Regions from separate parts of the Homo sapiens genome. Here region 1 is linked to region 2. The links are chromatin loops, found by intact Hi-C in ENCODE. Cell type or tissue: prostate gland. All regions are shown on one strand. Region 1 overlaps ZZZ3 (zinc finger ZZ-type containing 3). Region 2 overlaps PIGK (phosphatidylinositol glycan anchor biosynthesis class K).

The links. Hi-C counts contacts between places; a loop is a spot of excess contacts. Peaks named below come from ENCODE experiments on the same cell type or tissue, not always from the same donor. Only the 100,000 strongest peaks of a DNase experiment are listed, where the experiment ranks them.
Region 1: a loop joins it to region 2, with 4 times the contacts of the local background. A loop is called at or near these places in 37 of 110 quality-filtered maps.

The regions. Positions count from the first base shown.
Region 1 is chr1:77,672,520-77,677,519 of GRCh38, forward strand. All of the region lies in intron 1 of ZZZ3 (zinc finger ZZ-type containing 3), which reads right to left. Among named protein-coding and RNA genes, the nearest start is that of ZZZ3, 7.6 kb to the right of the region's middle. In prostate gland, no CTCF peak of the experiment used is centred here; no DNase peak of the experiment used is centred here.
Region 2 is chr1:77,157,399-77,162,398 of GRCh38, forward strand. PIGK (phosphatidylinositol glycan anchor biosynthesis class K) reads right to left here. Exons shown (of 11, transcript NM_005482.3): 7 at 4,196-4,313; 8 at 3,897-4,007. Among named protein-coding and RNA genes, the nearest start is that of PIGK, 60 kb to the right of the region's middle. In prostate gland, no CTCF peak of the experiment used is centred here; a DNase peak (open chromatin) is centred at 3,123.

The DNA.
Region 1 (5,000 bases), 520 kb after region 2:
CTATACCCAAGTAGTGCTACTCAAAGTGTGGTCTCCTGACGTACTAAATCTGAAACTCTAAGGGCAGAGCCCAGAAATCTATTATTTAAAACAAACAACTTTCAGGCGATTATGATGAATGATAAATACTGAGAACCACTGCCATATAGCTACAAATAAATCAAAATATCCTTGGTGAAATTCTCTTAACTACAGAAAGAGAAGTAGCTACCCATGTGCTTGGCTTAGGTCAAAGTGGAAAATGCTCTGACTAGTTCACTAGGTAGAACAGCATTTATTCAAATTTAGAAGTAACTCTATAACCATTACAAAAGTTAGTTCATCTCTCCCCCATTCTTCAGGAGATAATGTTCCCCTATTGCATGATGTTTCCCCAAAGTCAGACATTTAAACTCTCCAGATTAAAAAACAAGTGATTTTTTTTTAGAAAGTAGGCTAAAACTTTACAATCATTTAATTTCCACAAAAGCTCAGCAAATAAAAGATGACTGAAGTACAGGACTGCTAAGTATACACGTCACTCTTAATCATGACCAAAATACCTAATTTCAACAACTATTGGCCATTTATAATATTCTGGCCCTAACACTTACTGACTGAAATAACTAAAATTCACTTAAAAAGGAAATTAAGCATATCATCCAGGCATATCATAACCATAGGACTTATATGAAAGAAAAATTATGTGCAGGAATACAGTCATAAATCTTTCACTATGACTTTCCTTAAAATTAAGAAAGTGAAATGAGAAGAAAATACAAAAGGAGAACTCCTGAGAAGAAAGTTGCACTTTACGGCCAGGCAGGGTGGCTCACGCCTGTGATCCCTGCACTTTGGGAGGCTGAGGAGGGCAGATCACCTGAGGTCAGGGGTTCGAAACCAGCCTGGACAACGTGGAGAAACCCCGCCTCTACTAAAAATACAAAAATTAGCCAGGCATGGTGGCAGGCGGCTGTAATTCCAGCTACTCGGGAGTCTGAGGCACGAAAATTGCTTGAACTCAGGAGCTGGAGGTCGCAGTGAGCTGAGATCGCGCCACTGCACTCCATCCTGGGTGACAGAGTGAGACTGTGTCACACACACACAAATAAAAGTTGCACTTTACACTTGAAGCTAGCTTGAAAGGGGTTAATAAGCAGGTAAGTCTCTTAGCTGATTCCCAATTTTTTACCAGCCTATTTGATTTTATAATCTACACACCACAATGTTGTACTGTTCATAAATATAAAAGTTGTACTGTTCATAAATGTTAAGTATTTTGAAAGTAAAGTGGCTTAAACTTAAATTGGAATCTTTTTCTTGGTGGGGAGGCTCACAACATGCTTTGAAATAACTGAAGATACTACATGGTATCATAAAAATTAGAATGGGAATCACTGCTTGAGGAATTCAAAGAATGAAAAGCAAGCTACCAAGTCATAAAAGTCCAAAAAGCCATTAGCTGGCCAGGAATCCTGTACCATAGTTTTTAAAACAAAATTTTTAAGTAGGAAAAAAAAAAAAAAGCAGCTGAGGTACTGCATAAGCCATCAGTGACATAAATTTTAAAATCTACTATTTACCCAAATAGCAATAAAACACAAAAAAGGTCATTAAAACACAAAAAAAGGTCTACCACAGAGTTTAAAACAAAGAAGGCTTTTATTTGATGTCCCCTCCTAGGAGTTCTTGAAAACCATGAATGCCATGAGAAAAATGTCTAAGTGTTGAGATCTCAAGGTACAAATCAGGTTGAGTTATAGGATTTCTCAGGTTACTCGTATCAGAACAGGATGAAGACACAATAAAACAGCTGAATCTCACAAACATAACATTGAGCAAAAAAGGCCAAACACAAAAACAATACATACTGTATAAATCCTAGGCTCAAAAGCAAATAAAATAATTCTGTGGTACTAGACATCAAAAGAGTGATTTCTCTTGGTGAGGGGTGGCACCTAGGGACCATTAATGACCGGAATAAACACACAAGTTTCTGGAGTTCTGACAGTGTTCTTCTTAGTGACGATTACACCAGTGTGCTCACACTGTGAAAATTCACTGAGGTGTACATTTATGAGAACTTTCTGTGTGTATTATACTTTAATTGTATTTATCTTTATTTAAAAAGAAGGAAAAAGAGGAGATTTCTCCTTAGGAAAAGACACATTGGCCGGGTGCAGTGGCTCACACCTGTAATGTCAGCGCTTTCGGAGGCCGAGGTGGGCAGATCACTTGAGGTCAGGAGTTCAAAACCAGTCTCCCCAACATGGCAAAACCCCGTCTCTACTAAAAATACAAAAATGAGCTGCACATAGTGGCGTGTGCCTGTAGTCCCAGCTACTCAGGAGGCTAAGTCAGGAGAATTGCTTGAACCCAGGAGGCAGAGGTTGCAGTGAGCCGAGATCACACCACTGCACTCCAGCCTGGGCAACAGAGTAAGACTCGGTCTCAAAAAAAAAAAAAAAAAGAAACATTACTGCAAAAACACCATAAAAATCTACATATAGTGAAGACAGTTCAGGTAAGAATCATAGGTTTGGGGTGGAGAGTGGAGAGTTAATATAGAGAAGTATTACATCCCCAATAATCTATGGAAATAAAAAAATGTAAATAAAAAAAGAGAGAAGTATTACAAAGTTCTTCAAGGGCTATTAGTGGATAAATCTCACACACACCCCTTTGCCAGGAGAAATAATCTTGGTAGTTCCCTCTATAATACAGCCAAGCCACCTAAAAGCATTATTTCATTTTATTTATGAAACACATCAATCTGCTTTCCAACGGGAAAGTGTGTAACAACGGCAGGATCTATTTTCCTTTAACTTCTGACCAATTAAAAAAAAAACTTTAAAAACTAGTAAGGAGGGTAAATAGTGCCAGAATATAATTAGCAACGCTATTTCCTGGACAATTTCAGTGACATTTTGAAAAAGCAACTCATCTCTCATGTGGCAGCCGAATTCCAGTAGGAAAAAAAGGTGTTAAGTTATGTTCCAATCCCTTTAAATCTCACCATAACCCAAGACAGAAGGAAATTACATCACATCGAATTGTTCATCTTCAGTTCTCTGTAGGTGTTCTTCAAGCACAGGACACACTTTTTTTTTTTTCAAATATTTATTATTTTTTCACACTCAAAGTTACTTAAATCTGGCTTTTCTTACTAGCATTATTGTAACCAGAAAAATCTGTAAACAGAAAACATTAAAGCCATTTAATAAAATTAACAGCTTTGTAGCCATCACAATTTCAAAATGTAAACAAACATAAATACCTTTTTTCAATTATTTTGAGATCACAAATTATTTCATAACAGAAAAAAAGGCATCATAGTAAACAGTAAGCACTCTCAGTATTAAAAATGCTCTTTGACATAGATACCTTCCTAAAGCTTACCTGAATGTCTATGCTATTAAATTTCAGTAAATGTATCATATTGCTATCTCAACATTTGAAGAAGGTATTGTGATTCTGTAACCTGAGTCCTACAGCTGTTAAATGAAACTTTTTCACTAAATATCTTAGAGGTATATGATATCAAGTTGTATACTGCTGTTTAACACTTTAAGCATACATCCTAAACTGTTAATCTTAGGAGTTAATTTCTCTAATTCCCCAAAATCTGCCAAAGTAGTTTTACTCCTTACAGTCTCTAGTACTGTACTTGTTGGTTGGGGGTTTTTTGACAAGGGTCTCACTGTGTCACCCAGGCTGGAGTGTAGGGGCGCAATCTGGGCTCATTGTAGCCTCAATCTTTTGGGGTCAAGTGATCCTTCCACCTCATCCTCCACAGTAGCTGAAAGTACAGGCGCACGCCACCACACCAGGCTAATTTTGTGTATTTTTTGTAGAGACGAGGTCACACTATGTTGCCCAGACTGGTGTCCAAATCCTGGGCTGAAGCGATCCTTCCACCTCAGCTTCCCAAAGTGTTGGGATTACAGGCATGAGCCACTGTGGCCAGCATAGTACTTTTAAGTAGTTTCACATTTTATCTCTGTTCAAAAAGGGGGAAATTTTCATTTAATGCAACCAAATTATGTGGTATGGAAAAATCTTATTTCAAATTCTGGCTGACAAGAAAAGGAATTATAAAACATTGTTTTGTTAAAAAATAAACTTTATTATCCTCAACTTACAGTAATCTTAAAAATAAATAAGGAAACAAACACCACAATAAGAAAGCCAAGGCAAAAGATATTAAACATATCACAGAATCATCTAAAAACAATATGAATGTTCTTAAGGCTTGGGGTAAAAATAAACAATTTAAAATAAAAATGATTAAAATGTAAAAATGAAGCATAACAAAAAAATGAGAAAAATTAAAAAATTAAATAAAGCATTATTTAACAGAGTTGAGAAAATTACCAATTTGGAGGAAAACATTTAGATTCTCATTTCACACCAATGCCAGATGAGGTAAAAACTTAAATTTATTTAAATCTAACTTAGAAAAACTAAACAAACAGAATTAAACCAATATTGTTTATTACAGTTCTGAAAAGGGAGGAATTTCATAAAATCAGCAGAACAAAATTATATCAAGATGTTTGGGCCAGGCACCGTGGCTCACCCCTGTAATCCAGCACTTTGGGAGGCCGAGGTAAGTGGATCACCTCAGGTCAGGAGTTCCAGACCAGCCTGACTAACATGGTGAAACCCCATCTCTACAAAAATACAAAAATTAGCCGGGCGTGGTGGTGTGCATCTGTAGTCCCAGCTACTCAGGAGGCTGAGGCAGGAGAATTGCTTGAACCCGGGGGGTAGAGGCTGCAGTGAGCCGAGATGGTGCCACTGCACTCCAGCCTGTGCAATAGAGCAAGATTCTGTCTCAAAACAAACAAACAAAAAGATGTTTGACTGCAATAATGTTAAAATCTATTTATCTTCAAAGTTCACAAGATAAATACATCTATAAACATGCTTCACCTCAGTAATTAAATAAATAAAGCACAATATGTCATACACCCCCATTAAACCTTTATAAAAAATGTTAAATGTTGATGAGTATAGGG
Region 2 (5,000 bases):
AAAAAAATTAGTTTCCTTAATCTTTCCTGTATAATCAATAGAAGTATTTTTTAAACGATCATTAGATATTCAATGTGCAAGGTACATATATTTAAACTTTCGAGATAGCATGTCATGCCTTACATAAATTATAAAATGTACAATCCAAAAATGAGAACTTTCAAATTGAAGTAATTGGAACTTAGGTGACTATAATTTTTTTACAGTTAAAGTAGCATTATCACAAGTTTTAATATTCAAATTCATATCAAGATTTAATAAACATCAACATATATAATCTTCAAAACGAAGTTAGAAAGTAGTTGATATAGTTTGGCTATGTCCCCACCCAAATCTCATCTTGAATTACAGCTCCCATAAGTCCCACATATTATGGGACAGACTTGGTAGGAGGTAACTGAATCATAGGGGCAAATCTTTCCCATGCTGTTCTCATGACTGAATAAGTCTCACAAGATCTGATGGTTTTATAGCGGACAGTTCCCCTGCACATGCTCTCTTGACTGCCACCATGTAAGATGTGCCCTTACACCTCCTTTGCCTTCCACAATGATTGTGAGGCCTCTCCAGCCATGTGGAACTATAAGCCCATTAAACCTCTTTTTTGTTATTTTTGTTTGTTTGTTTGTTTGTATTGAGACAGAGTCTCACTCTGTCACCCAGGCTGGAGTGCAGTGGCGCAATCTCAGCTCACTGCAACCTCTGCCTCCCAGGTTCAAGTGATGCTTCTGCCTCAGCCTCCCGAGTAGCTGGGATTACAGGCATGTGCCACCATGCCCAGCTAATTTTTGTATTTTTAGTAGAGATGGGGTTTCACCATGTTGGCCAGGCTGGTCTAGAACTCCTGACCTCAAGTAATCCGCCCACCTCAACCTCCCAAAGTGCTGGGATTACAGGCATGAGCCACTGAGCCCAGCCTAAATCTCTCTTTTTTTTTTTAATAAATTACCCAGTCTCAGGTATTTCTTCATAGCAGTATGAAAATGTACAAATACAGTAAATTGGTACCAGCAGAGCGGGTTACTGCTATTAAGATACCCGAAAATGTGGAAGTAACTTTGGTACTGGGTAACAGGCAGATGTTGGAACAGTATGGAGGGCTCAGAAGAAAACAGGAAGATGCGAAAAAGTCTGGAGCTTCTTAGAGACTTGTTGAATGGTTTTAACCAAAAAGTCCAGGCTGAGGTGGACTCAGATGGAGATGAGGAACTACTGGGAATTGGAGCAAAGGTGATTCTTGCTATGCTTTAGCAAAGAGACTGGCAGTATTTTGCCCCTGCCCTAGAGATCTGTGGAACTTCGAAATTGAGGGAGATGATTTAGGGTATCTGGTGGAAGAAATTTCTAAGCAGCAAAGCGTTCAAGAGGAGACTTGGGTGCTGTTAAAATCATTCAAGTTTATGTATTCATGAAGATATGGTTTGGAATTGGACCTTATATTTAAAAGGGAAGCAGAGCATAAAAGTTCAGAAAATTTGCATCCTGACAATGCAATAAAAAATAAAAACCCATTTTCTGAGGAGAAATTCAAGCCAGCTGCAGAAATTTGCTAAGTAATGAGGAGCCAAATGTTAATTGCCAAGACAATGGGGAAAATGTCTCCAGGGCATGTCAGAGACCTTCACAGCAGCCCCTCCCATCACAGGCCCTGAGGCCTGTGGATAAAATGATTTTGTGGGCTGGGCCTAGGACCCCCTGCACTGTGCAGTCTAGGGACTTGATGTCCTGTGTCCCAGCCACTCCAGCTGTGGCTAAAATGGGCCAAAGTACATCTTGGCCCATAGCTTCAGAGGGTGTAAGCTCCAAGCCTGGGCAGCTTACACATGGTGTTAAGCCTGAAGGTGCACAGAAGTCAAGAACTCAGGTTTAAGAACCTCCACCTAGATTTCAGAGGATGTATGGAAATGCCTAGATGTCCAAGCAGAAGTTTGCTGCAGGGGCAGGCCCTCATGGAGAACCTCTGCTAGGGCAGTGCAGAAGGAAAATGTGGGGTTGGAGCCCCCACACAGAGTCCCCAGTGGGGTACTGCCTAGTGGAGCTGTGAGAAGAGGGCCACCGTCCTCCAGGTCCCAGAATGGTAGATCCACTGACAGCTTCCACTGTGTACCTGGAAAAGCCACAGACTCTCAATGCCAGCCCGTAAAAGCAAACAGGATGGGGGCCGTATCCTGCAAAGCCACAAGGGCAAAGCTGCCCAAGGACATGGGAGCCCACGTCTTTCATATGTGACCTGGATGTGAGACATGGAGTCAAAGGAGATCATTTTGGAACTTTAAGGTTTAATGACTGCCCTATTGGATTTCTACATGGGGCCTGTAGTGCCTTCGTTTTGGCCAATTTCTCCCAAGTGGAACAGGTGTATTTACCCAATGCCTGTACCCCCATTGTATCTAGGAAGTAACTAACTTGCTTTTGATTTTGCAGGCTCACAGGCAGAAGGGACTTGTCTTGTCTCAGATGAGACTTTGGACTGTGGACTTTGAGTTAATGATGAAATGAGTTAAGACTTTGGAGTACTGTTGGGAAGGCACGATTGGTTTTGAAATACGAGAATAGGAGCTCTGGGAGGGGCCAGAGGCAGAATGATATAATTTGGCTGTGTCCTCACTCAAATCTCATCTTGAATTGTAGCTCCCATAATTCCCACATGTCATGGGAGGGACTTGGTGGGAGGTAATTTAATCATGTGGGGCAGTTACTCTCATGCTATTCTCATGATAGTGAGTTCTCATGAGATCTGATGGTTGTATAAAGTGTAATTCCCCTGCACACGCTCTCTTGCCTGCCACCATGTAAGATGTGCCTTTGCTCCTCCTTCACCTTCTGCCATGATTATGAAGCCTCCTCAGCCATGTGGAACTGTGAGTCCATTAATCTTCTTTTTCTTTATAAATTACCCAGGCCCAGGTATTTCTTCATAGCAGTATGAAAATGAACTAATACAGTAGTTCTATCAAATTTCACAGCCTATAGCAGTGGGCTTCAGAATCTGAGAATTTACCTAAAAGATTTATATATAATTAAAGAGATCAATGCAAAGCTGCTTGGCTGAAGTGCTAGAGGACAGAGCCCTGTCTACTCAGTCTCACCTTCATTCTAAGTCCCATGAAAGCAGGAACGGCATCTGCCTCTTTCATTAGGAACAGCCTGTGCTTGGCACTTAGCAAACACTCAAGAAACATTTATGAAAGAATAAACAGACTATAAATTAATGGAGAAAAGAATGAAAGTCATTGACACATAGTAAATTATCCAGTCTAGAATTGTTGTTTCAAGCTTTTTGTTATGCCTACTTTCAACAGCAACTTCAAAGTAGATTTAATGAAAAGAATCAGCACAAAAAAATTCAGGAAAAAAATCTAAATTAAATTCAACAAGCCTTGTCAAATGACTATACTATAAATTGTAGGGCCCACAAAAATATGTAAGAAAAGGTCTCTCTTTTCCAGGAGTTTCCCATTCAGTGAGAAAGACTTACATTCAATTAGTAAGGTCAATAAAAGACTGTGGTAAATGTTACCAAGGAGAAATAAAGGTCTATGGAGGCTCTGAAAAAAAACAAGAAATTCCCACAGGGAAGAATTCGGGGAGACTTCCTGAAGGAGACACAATCTGAGGTGGCCCCTGAAGAATATGTAGAATTTCAAAAGTTGAATCTAAAAAAAGTACATTTCTGGTAAGGAAAAGAAAATGAGTAAATAAAGGAAAACATCAGGCCTCTTGTAGAGAGACAGAGAAATACTAATATACAGGTAAAAGGTAGATATCAAATAGTTTTAAAAGCTATAATTCAACACATAAAACAAGATCCTCTAGGAGTGCAGGGAATAATACACTTCTTTTCACATTAAGGTTAGCATACCTATGTGCTATAATCAAATCAAGTGAATACTTACAAGGTCATTCATATTAGTTTGGCTAGCTGGGTTAATTTCTTCCAAAAATTCCAAGACATAAAATGTGTATCTATCCATAAGATGGACTCCAATTGCAGGATCAGGTTGATGCTATGGAAAGGGGGAAAAAAAGTATTTCTAACAGTATCATTATAACAAAATGTTTTAAATGTAACCAAAATTTCCTTCTAATGTATTAGTCTAAGAAAGAACAGATACATTCATAAAGCATTTAATTGGTTTCAGAAATAGCTGCACATTCCAAAGACACAGTTTACAAATGGGGAAAATGCACATACCGAGAGTGAATCTTCTCCCACTTGACTACTAGCTAGAGCCATTATGTTAGGAGAATAAAATCGTTCATACATGGATGCTCCTTGGCAAGTATCAATAATAAACAGTAGCTCATTGTAGCTGAAAGAAAAATGATAACATCTTTGACAAGGATCATGCTGTAAATCATACACTAATATTTCTACAATACTTTTGTAAGATGTTTAAATCATATCTTAGTCATTTCATTAGCTAAAAGTTTTCAGCAGAATTCCCAACAGAAATTTGACCTCAGAAAAGTTAAAGGTATAAATTTGTCCAAGGAAACCACAGCGAGTCTTATTGTGCCCAAGGTGGCTGCCCCAGCTCTTTTCCCTCTTCCTTGTCTATGCCATATAATTCAGAATCTAAATGAATATTCCATTCAACAAGCACTTATTTGGCACCCATGCTGTCATAGAAATTGAGCTAGGTTCAGAAAAAGAAGTATGACTTAGTAACTATACTCAAAGAGCATAAACTCTAAGTGGAACACAGACAAACATACAACTACATTGGAACGTGATGAGTACTATAAATATATATTGAGTGCCTACAATGTGCCTGATATTATGCTGGAGATGCAATAGTCCCTGCCCTCATATAGCCTAGAGTCTAACAAAATCAAAGTGTTGAATGAACACTGAGAAAGGACTAAGGAGGAACTGCAAAGAAAAGCAGATCAGAGAAAGGTGATGCCCAATACGGACAATGAGGGATGTTATTTTGTTTTACAGAGAAAAGAAGATGACATTCCAGCAGAGAGAAAAGCACATAATGTAAAAAAGT